Linked DNA regions of Homo sapiens: region 2 is linked to region 1. A link is a loop called in an ENCODE intact Hi-C map of the cell type or tissue named here. Cell type or tissue: B cell. All regions are shown on one strand. Links, peaks and the distances in the headings refer to the core of each region. The heading gives the core; the rest is flanking DNA.

What was found. A loop is a pair of places that touch in the nucleus more often than their neighbours do. Peaks named below come from ENCODE experiments on the same cell type or tissue, not always from the same donor. Only the 100,000 strongest peaks of a DNase experiment are listed, where the experiment ranks them.
Region 2: it touches region 1 in a loop (14-fold over the local background); 2 of 110 quality-filtered maps call a loop at or near these places.

What each region holds. Positions count from the first base shown.
Region 1 is chr7:127,554,584-127,559,960 of GRCh38, reverse strand. The region is part of intron 1 of LOC105375490 (a long non-coding RNA gene); the gene reads left to right. Among named protein-coding and RNA genes, the nearest start is that of GCC1, 28 kb to the left of the region's middle. In B cell, for the core only: no CTCF peak of the experiment used is centred there; no DNase peak of the experiment used is centred there.
Region 2 is chr7:128,385,136-128,390,512 of GRCh38, reverse strand. It overlaps LOC107986845 (a long non-coding RNA gene), which reads right to left and starts at 3,831. Exons shown (of 2, transcript NR_148339.1): 1 at 3,706-3,831. In B cell, for the core only: CTCF peaks have their summits at 2,451 and 2,650 (motif pointing right); a DNase peak (open chromatin) is centred at 2,642; H3K27me3 peaks cover 1,074 bases.

The sequences.
Region 1 (5,377 bases), core at 55-5,054:
GTTCAAGTGATTCTCTTGCTTCAGCCTCCCAAGTAGCTGGTATTACAGGTGACCGTCGCCATGCCTGGCTAATTTTTGTATTTTTAGTAGAGACGGGGTTTCGCCATGTTGGCCATGCTGGTCTCAAATTCCTGATCTCGGGTGACCCACCTGCCTCTGCCTCCCAAAGTGCTGGAATTACCCTTCCTGACTTCAAGCCAGAGATTCTTGATGTCAGTCAAATGGTGAAGCTCCTGCCTACAGGGCTGGGACCAGAGTTCAGAAGAAGGTGGAGGCTGGGTGGAAGGAGTGGGAGAGTGAGGAGTGAATCCCTGCAGGAGAGAGTCTTTGGGTCTGACAGTTCCCTTCTGCCCTGGGAAGCACGTGTGGTGCAAATCTGTCTGGAATATGTAAGCCCTGCCTTTCTACCTGATTCCAGGCCATTGTCTAGAAGCCAGATGGTTAATACTTCATGTTAATTTGATGTCTTGGAACTCTTTCCCTAAGTGCCAGAGATGGTGGCAGAATACCTACAAATATACAGGTATCCTCAGGAAGGTGGTTTTTTTGTTTCTTGTGCTCTGGGACCCAAGTTCTTTGAAAGAGTAAGATATAAAAGGCTAAGACAAGTCCTGAAAGAGATAAAAACAAGGTGCTGATTCTGTCATCACCTGTCTCAGGGACCTTCTTTGTGACTCATTGTTTTCTGCCTGTCAAAATGGGAAGCAATGTGTCTACGCAGCTTCTCAAAGTTATTGTCGTGATTGAATGAAACAATATGTTGAAAGTCCTTGGGAAAGTGTAGAATATCATAAAATGCAATTATTATTAATGCCTGATATAATACACATTAGATAACATAATACAATTAACTATGTCGGTGAACTGTCACCTAACCCCCACCTCCACCCCTGACTCCCCCATCTCACCGTCTCTCTAAGAAGTAGGTTTCACACTTTCAAAATGAAATGGGAAAAACTTTATTAGTATATGTATTAATTTTCTATTGCTGCCATAACAAATTATCACAAACAGTGGTTTTAAAACAAGATAAATTTATTATCTTACAGTTCTGGAGGAAAGAAGCACGAAAGGGGTCTGATTGGGCTAAAATCAAGGTGTTGACAGGGCTGTATTCCATTCTGGAGGCCCCTTGCCTTTTCCAGCATCCAGAGACCACCTGCATTTCTTTCCTCATGGTTCCCTTTCTCCATCTTCAAAGCCAGCCATGTGACATTGCTCTGTGCCTTTCTTCTGTAGTCACATCTTCCCCTCTATTCTGCCTCTCTCTTCCAGTCTTAAGGACCCTTGTGATTACATTAGTGTATTAGTCTGTTTGCATGCTCCTAATAAAGACATACTTGAGACTGGGCAATTTATAAAGGAAAGAGGTTTAATGGACTCACAGTTCTACATGGCTGGGGAGGCCTCACAATCATGGAGAAAGGCAAAGGAGAAGCAAAGGTACCTCTTACTTGGCAGCAGACAAGAGGGCTTGTGCAGTGAAACTTCCATTCATAAAACCATCAGATCTCATGAGACTTACTCACTATCACGAGAACAGTATTGGAAAGACTTTCCCCCATGATTCAATTACTTCCCATTGGGTCTCTCCCATGACATACGTGGGAATTATGGGAGCTACAATTCATGCTGAGATTTGGGTGGGGACATAGCCAAACCATATCAATTAGGCTCACCCAGATCATCCAGCATAATCTCCCTATTTTAAAATCAGCCAATTAGCAACTTTAATTCCCCTTTGCCCAGTAACCTAACATAGTCATAGGTTCTTGGGATTAGGACATGGACATCTATAGCGGGCCATTAGTTTAACTACCCCAATATATATTTTGTGCACTTTCTATCTGGAAAGAACTTTGGCAAAAGCACAATGGAAAGCCAAAATTCTTCCTAATTTGCTTCAGGTACTGCTGAATAAATCCTAACAATATCCTTTTCATGGGTAACCAGCAACACCTAGTGTCTCTCCAAATAAATTTCAACAGCAAGTTTATTTACAGTGTCCTATAATTAAGCTCAGTGACTGATGGTGGAGAAAGGAAATTCTCACTATTCAAAGAGAGAGAAGGCTAGCAATTCTCTTTTCTGTATGTCTTTTTGATTTATTTTGAGCCCCCACATCCGTGCATCTATCCAGAAGCATTGAAATTAATTCTGTTTGGGGCATGGCACCATACTGGGCTCTGTGGAAGATGTGGAAAGATAAAAATGTAATCCCTGTCCTCAAATTGCTTCCAGTCTTATTGGGCAGATGAGACACACTCTAGTGATTAAAGCATATGTACTCATTTACAAAGCACTGAATACTTAAGGGCACTGAATACTTAAGTGTGCTAGTTATAATTAGGTTCAGTTGTACATACAGCAACTATACAACAGCAAAACCCCAAAGAATAGTGAATTAAACAGCAGAAAAATTTATTTCTTGCTCTTGTGAAAGAACTGGTGCAGCTACTTTGGAAAACAGTTTGGCAGTTCCTCAAAAAGTTAAATATAGAGTTACTATGTGACCCAGCAATTCTACTCCTAGGTATATATCCAAGAGAATTGAAAATGTATGTCCACACAAAAACTTGTACATGAATGTTCATAGTAGAATTATTCATAAAATCCAAAAAGTAGAAACAACCCAAATGCCCATCAACTGATCAATGGATAAGCAAAATGTGGTATATCCATACAATAAAATATTATTCAACCATAAAAAGTAATAAAGTATTGATACATGGTACAACATGGATGAAAGTTGAAAACACTATACTAAGTGAAAAAAGTCAGTCATTAAAGGCCACATATTATATGATTCAATTTGTATGAAATGTCCAGAATAGGCAAAACCATAGAGATAGAAAGCAGATTAATGGATACTAGGGCCTGGGAATTGGGGAAGGGAGAATTGGGAATAACTGCTAATGGGTACAGGGTTTATTTTGGGGGTGATGACAAAGTTCTGATATTAGATGGTGGTTGTTGTTAGTCTGTTCTCACGTTGCTAATAAAGACATACCCAAGACTGGGTAATTTATAAAGAAAAAGAGGTTTAATGGACTCACAGTTCTACATGGCTGGGGAGGCCTCACAATCATGGTGGAAGGCAAAGGAGGAGCAAAAGCACATCTTACATGGTGGCAGGCCAGAGAGCATGTGGAGGGAAACTCCCCTTTATAAAATCATCAGATCTCAAGAAACTTATTCACTATCATGAGAACAGCATGGGAAAGACCCGTCCCCATGATTCAGTTACCTCCCACTGAATTCCTCCCATGACACATGGGAAATATGGGAGCTACAATTCAAGATGAGATTTGGGTGGGGACACAGTCAAACCATATCAGTGGTGATGATTGCACAACTTTGTAGATGTAATAGGAACCCTAAATATCTACAATTAAATGGTTTTTAATTTAATTGTACACTTTAAATGGGTGAATTGTTTTGTATGTGAATTATATCTCCATGAAATTACTAAAAAATACCAAAAGGATCAGGGAGACAAAAATAGTGATAAGTAATTAGAGGACATGAAGGAGAGATTAGAAAAGTGTCTCCGATTAGTTTTTTGCTCCTTGGGTTCTTTCTTCAGATCTCAGAGTGGTCCCTTTTTTTCCCATGTATTTCTTTCCCTCTCCTACACCCCTACTACAATCAGCAGAATGTTTACTATGTGAAACTGACTCTGACCCCAGACAAGGAGAGAGTTGGCAGTTCTATTCCTTATGCAGAGAAAATGGAGAATGTGCTGATGAAAATAGAGAATGGAATAGGATTCATGCCCCTTACTCTTAAGGGCGTTCCCACATGAGAGGCATCTCTGGACCTGGGGAGCAAATGCCCTTGGGATGCCAGGCCCCGTGAGCTTGCCACACAGTTTACGCATCTGTTTGGAGGGTGAGGAATCTTGGGGCGGGGAATGCTCAAAGCTAACTGTGTTCCTAATCTCCACAGTGGAGAGCTAGTAGTGTCTGTCCTTGTTCCCTGGCTGGCCTGCACCCAGGGCCCTCCAACTGTCTGCCTTCTCTCTGTCCCCTTTGATAGAGCAGTTCCTCATTAACACATATTCTGATGTCTCCTTCCCAGCCGTGTGGCTTTTTCTTGATATGTTTCCTGTTTCTCATCTTGTGCTGTAGAAACCAAAGTACTATTTCTTACAGGACAAGATACGACTCTTAACACCATTGTAAAATTTATTTCACTAGTTCTAGGAGGCCTTTAGAAACTGTAGTTTGGATCAGGCTCCATGCATCACCCTGAGTGACTTATTTTCCTCTATGACCTTCCTCCCTGTGCTCATGGGTTCCTGGGGTCTAGGTGGTGTGGAGATGCATGGAGGTTGAGTCTGAGATGGCAGAGACATTGTAAAAGATAGTGTCCCAACTGTTCCAGCTAAGAGAGGCCCAAGGAGACGTGATGACTAAACGTATTATAGTATCAGAGGACAGAAAAAGGACATTGGGTAAAAACTAATGATATTTCAGGGCTGGATATTTATATGAGTAAAGTATGGACTTCAATTAATAATAATGTTATCAACATTAGTTGTGACAATGTGCTATACTATTGTAAGACGTTCATCATGAGGAAAGCTGGGCTTGGGTATATGGGCACTGTGTGCATTGTCTTTGAGTTTTTCCTGTAAATCTAAAATTATTCTAAAATATAAAATAAGAACTTCATTAACTCCCTTGTCCTCAACAAAAAGAATGTCCTCACCCATATCGTAGCATTCATCTCTGCCCTGGCTGGACTGTTTAAAAGATGAGTGTCATTCAATATAACTTTCTTGACGGGTGATAATCAGACATCACTTGTATCGTCAGTGCTTTCTGGAGAGATTATATTTATCTGTCCAGAAAGAATAGAGTTTTAAAGTCCTGGGTGGGTGGCTAGAAAGATGGAAGTGATGGAGCAGAAGTGCACATTCTGGTTCTAGAGTGAGTGAAGCCCTTAAGGACACTGAATGGCAATGAGTGAGCCTGCAGTCAACCTGGCCCACGTCCACATAGCTGTTAGGGAATGATTGATCCATGAAGACATCATCTCAGAAAGTCGAGGTAAGTTTTGCATCCAGAACACACAGCCAAATGTTAGGAACTGAAGGTGTACCCACACTACTGTCAAATATGAGAGTTAGTCTGAAAATGAGCAGGAGCTAAGGCTATACAAGCCAGAGCAACTGAGTCAATCAGGAGTGAATTCTGGGGCCCTGAGTCCCAGGACTGTGATTCTGAGCACAATGGGTAGCACACTTCCCATGACACACTGTTAAAGACAGGCAGCCAGGCCGAACAAGATGCTTCTGGAACTATTCCCTGGCCTAACAGGGGGCATTGATGAGAAAAAAGAGGGATTGAAGAGGTGGAAGGAGATGACTTGG
Region 2 (5,377 bases), core at 69-5,068, 830 kb before region 1:
GGAGTAGCTGAGACTACAGGTGCCCACGACCACGCCCAGCTAATTTTTGTATTTTTAGTGGAGATAGGGTTTCACCATGTTGGCTAGGCTGGTCTTGAACTCCGGACCTCAGGTGATCCGCCCGCCTCGGCCTCCCAAAGTGCTGGGATTACAGGCATGAGTAAATGAGTCTTACTGTGTCCTATGGGCCCTCCCCTTGCCTGGGTAATAAACGCATGTAAGTCTGGACTCAGGAAACACACTTACTGTGAGATGCAAATTCAGCCACAGTGCAGGAGGCTTAAGTGGGACAAAGGGAGAGACACTCTGGGTAGGAAGGCCACAGCAGGTGGATATTCAGAGGCAGCCCAGAGCCACATTTGGGAGAAATGCAGATCAGAGATGCCTTGGTCAGCAGTACTACCTGCCCCCCTGAGGTCCAGCCAGGTCTGTGCAGCACAGGTACCCCCTCACCCCTCCCTGGCACACACCCAGCACCATGTGATCCAGGCTGCTCACCACCAGATTGTGGAAGATGTGGCCCCACAGGCGCTGAACCACGCTGCTGTGGTGACCCAGGTTCCAGCTCATGGGCAGCGGCATCTGCGCAAAGGTGTAGCCACCCAGGGAGAGGGTGCACTGCCAGCGTGCAACCAGCCAGTGCCCCAGGGTCCTTGCAGCAACATTAGCATTCAGGCAGCCTGCACCAGGCCACTGCAAAAGAAATGGCTCAGTGCACTCTCCCAGCCAGCGCGTCAAAGCTGCAGGCCAGGTGGAGCTGCAGGGACTTAGCCTAGGCAGCTGGCTTCGCCCCCAGCCAGGGCAGGAACAGGAGCAGCAGGTAGAGCCAGGGGACTGGGAGGCCTGGGCTTCAGTGCAGGCATGTGGAGCAGGAGAGTCAAGTTACTCTCACAGGGGGTAGCAGTGGGGCCATCTCTGGTGCCCCCTGGGGGACCAAGAGGAGGAGGAGTGGGTGGCCCTCACCTCTGGCCTCACTGTCTCCCAGGCTCCAAGGACTGCGAACAGGGCCCTCAGATGGCATGACCCAATCATTCAGGGGGACTGGACTAGCCCTCTGAGGCTCCTTTCAGCTTCTGTGGCTCCAGTGCCAGTCAGGAAGTGGCAGTCAGTGTGGAGGGGAGGCAGGGGCAGTGCCCCAGCTGTGAGGCACTCAGCTCCCCTCAGTCTCTCCTTCCACCTCTCTCCTCACATCTGGAGTCAGGGCTGGAGAGGAAGGACCCAGCCATTGGGACGTGGTGGGTTGGGGGAGGTAGCTCCTCCCTCTCCCCTTCCTTGGAGCTTTTTATTCTTTCAGGATCCCTTCTGGCTTGTAAGGGTCACATTCCAACCTCAGCCTCTTTGACCCCACTATAGCCTGACACTCAGACTCAGCTAATCAGGAGGTTGGGGGGCCAACCCTGCCCACCTCACCTTACCCCTGAAGCCCTCCTGCTTCCTGCTGAGGAGAGTTTGGAGGCAGGGAACCTGGACAGAGGGCAGCGGCCAGGTTGGAGCCTCCAGCCACATGCAGCCTCTTCTAGGCCAGAGCACCCAGCCCCACCTCTCACATCTATTGTCCTCAGGGCATGGCTTCTCACTTGCAGGGTGCAGGCATCATCATCACCAGCCTCCTCCTTGCTTACCCTTCTGGCTCAGCTCAGGAGGGAAAACAGGTGGGTTTAGGGACCCAGGAGACCTGGTCCCCAGCCTCCTGCTCCACCTGCTCTTAAGCCCATTGACAACATCAGCTTCTGGGCTGAGGGCCAGGGTGTCAGCTTCCAAGTCAACTTTGCCCCCCATCCCCACCCCAGCCCAGCTAGAATTGGAGAGGGGACATCTGGATAGCAAGATGTGGTATTAGCCTGGAACAGGTAAAGAGCAGCCTTTTGCTCACTCTGTGCCTCAGTTTCTCTACTTGTGATCCTAAAAGGGAAAGAGGCACACCCCCACCCCCAGGCATCCCAACCTCAGATATTTCACTTCCCCCTTCACCTTTCAGGGCAGGCTGATCTCAGGGTGGCCAAGCCCAGGGTCTGCCTTGGGTGGGTATTGAACTCAGGAATCCTAGTCTCATAGTAGGCACCTTTCTGCTTCTCCCTCTTCTGCCAGTGGGCAGGACGATCTGAGGCTCCAAGGGGTTCACCTGGCAACTGTCAGGTGGGTAGGAAGGTTCTCCCAGAGAAGAAAAGGGGACTCCGGTCTAGGAGCAGTGGGAGTTGAGTGGTTCCCCAGGAGGGGATGTTGCACCAGGACCTTGGGGTGACCGACATGTCACTCTCCTACCTCAACTTTAACCTCTTCATTTCCATGCCTCCCTCCCTGTGGAAAGGCAGATAGTGGGAAACAAAGTTTCCAAGTGGATGGCAAGCCTCAGGAAAGCAATTAAGGGAGAGACTTTCTTGGACCTCAGGCTACCAGGAGTCCTGCTTCCCTGTCCTCTTTCTTTCTGTGTAGAGAAAGACATCGCTCCCACCCTCCACAGTACTTCAACTCCTTCCCATGCCTCTAATCTCTGGGAAAGCCTGGCGGCAAAAGGAGCAAAGAGCTTTTATGTGGAGATGTCGTGGGGGAGAATGGGCAGGGGAAGAGGAGTGTTCCCTGCTACAGGCTGTGGGACTCCGGGTCTAGGAGCTTCAGAAGCAGTGTGGTACTGTGTCCGGCAGATGGCGCCAAGACCCATCGACCGTTGGGACCCCAGGGAACCCGGAGTGGGGCAGTTTCCTAGGCAACAAGCAGCCCTTCCTTTCAAAGTCCGGCCCTTGGCAACCATTCCCTGGTTGCCTGCATCCGTAGTAAAATTTGGCTTCCAAAGGACAGGCGGGGCTTGCGGGTAAACTAATCTCATCTCCGAGAAAGGAAAGAGGCTGGCTAGGTGGGGAGAGGAGCCTAAAAGACCTGTTTTCTGCCGCCGTTCATTACTATGCTGTACAAGGTGCATCTTATCCTCAGCAACCCTATAGCAGTAATGCCTGTTCCTTTATGATGAATGGGACAACGAGACTCGGAGAGAGAAAGTGACTTGCCCGAGTCGCCAGCAGGTAGGGCCTGGGCCTGCCTGGATGTCCTTGGGTCCATTCCATTCTTTCTCCCAGCAGCTGTGAAGTGTCCAAGCCCTGTGAGGGCGCTGATGGAGAGGCTTGCGAGGAAGCCAGGAGCTGCAGGAGTGGCTGGAGAGAGGCGAGAATGAATCCAGCCCCTTCCAGCTGAGCTCTTTCCTTGCTTGGCCTGGTGGGGGGAGACTCCTCTGCTCAGGGTCTCCCCTGACCTCGTGGTGGGGGCTTCTCCTGGCAAAGGACCACAGAGGGACAGGGAATAGCAGTTCAGACTGTGGAGGTCATGTGGCCCCTCTGCAGTTTCAGGACAGGGGAGCTTGCCAAGGAGGACACAAAGCTGGAATCCAGGACTACCTGGGGAGAGGAGATGCAGGAAAGGATTCCATTCCAGGGACTGTGCAGAGGAGAAAACCGACTTCAAGTAGGTCAAGGGACAGATTTGGAGGATTCAAATCCAGTTCAATTACCTACTCTCTACTCCCTTGAGCTCTCCTCTCCCTGCCTACTCCACATCTCACACTGACCATAACCAATGCTGAATTTCGGACTCCCTGTAGTAGTCTGGGTTCTCCAGAGAAACAGAACAAATCATACAATATTTTTCTAAAAAAAAAATGCATGTGTTTGTGGAGAGACAGAGAGAGAGACAGACTGTTATAAAGAATTGGCTCACATCATTGTGGAGGCTGACAAGTCCCAAGACCTGCAGTTGCCAAGCTGGAGACCCAGGAGAGCCAATGGTGTAGTTCCAGTTCGAGTCCAAAGGCCTGAGAACCAGTAGAGCTGATGGTGTAAGTCCAGAGTCCAAAGGCAGGAGAAGACTGATGTCCCGGCTTGAAGACAGGCAGAAAGAGCAGATTTTCTCTTACTCAGCCTTTTTTGTTCTATTCAAGCCTTCAATGGATTGGATGAGGGCCACCCACATTGGGGAGGGGTGTCTGCTTTATTCAATCAGCTGATTCAAATGTAAATCTCATCCAGAAACACCCTCCCAGACACACTCAGAAATATATTTAAACAAATACCTGGGCACTCTGTGGCCCAGTCAAGTTGACACATATAATTAACATCACACTCCCTGCCACCCTCCCAGACCTGGTCCTCCTTAAATTTACCCTATCTTAAAAACTAGCAAATTCATTCCTCTGGTTGCTCAGATAAACAAAACAAAACAAAAACCCTTGGAGTCATTCTTGACTCCACTTTCTCTCACTATTTATTTATTTACTTATTTAAGAGACAGGGTCTTGCTCTGTCTCCCAGGCTGGAGGGTAGTGGCGCAATCATAGCTCACTGCAGCCTTGACCTCACAGGCTTAAGCAATCCTCCTACCTCAGCCTCCAGAGTAGCTGGGACTACAGACATGCGCTGCCACTTCTAGCTAATTTTTTATTTTTGTAGAGACAGAGTCTCACTTTGTTGCCCAGGCTAGTCTTGAACTCCTGACCTCAAGTGATCCTCCCACCTTGGCCTCCCAAAGTGCTGGGATTACAGGCATGAGCCATCATGCTTGGCACACACTTCATATTTAATCCATCAGCAAATCCCGTTAGCACTGCCTTCAGTCTGACCACTTCCTCCAGTCTCTTCTGCAACAATGCTGCTCCAACCATCACCATCTTCCACCTGGGTTACTGCAAAGGGCTCCAATTTTCCTAGCCCCCACTGTTGCCTCCTTCCAGAATTTTCTCAATACACAGCAGCCAAGGTGATTCTTCTAAAATGTGAGTGAGAGCAGGTTGTTCCTCTGCTTAAAACACTCCACTGGTTTCCCTGGGGTCAAAGTAGAAGTCAGTCTTTGCTGGGGCCTACAGGTCCTTCATGATCAGGCCTCCACTGTCTCAGGCTTTCTCTTGCTTGTCCCCTACCCATACTGTCCTGGTCATGCTGGCCTCCTTGCTGTCCTCCAATGCCAGTGCCCTCCTCTTCACCCCAGGCCCTGTGGCTCACTCCCTCACTTTCTTTGGGTCTCTGCTCAAGGGCATCGTGTTAGACCTTCCCTGAACCCCCTTGCCACCCCGACACACCCTCACTCTCTGACCCCATCCCTGCCCCTCCTGCTTCATTTTTTTCCATAACACAACACAAACATACCCTCTCTTTGTATGCATAGAGCCTGGCCTGTGCGGCGTGTGGCTCCTGCCTATAATCCCAGCACTTTAAGAAGCCAAAGCAGGAGGATGGCTTGAGCCCAGGAGTTCGAGACCAGCCTGGGCAACACAGTGAGACTCTGTCTCTACAAAAAAAAAATAGGCAGGTGTGGTGATGCCAGCCACTCAGCAGGCTGAGGCAGGAGAATCCCTTGAGCTCAGGAATTCAAGACTGCAGTGAGCTCTGATTGTGCC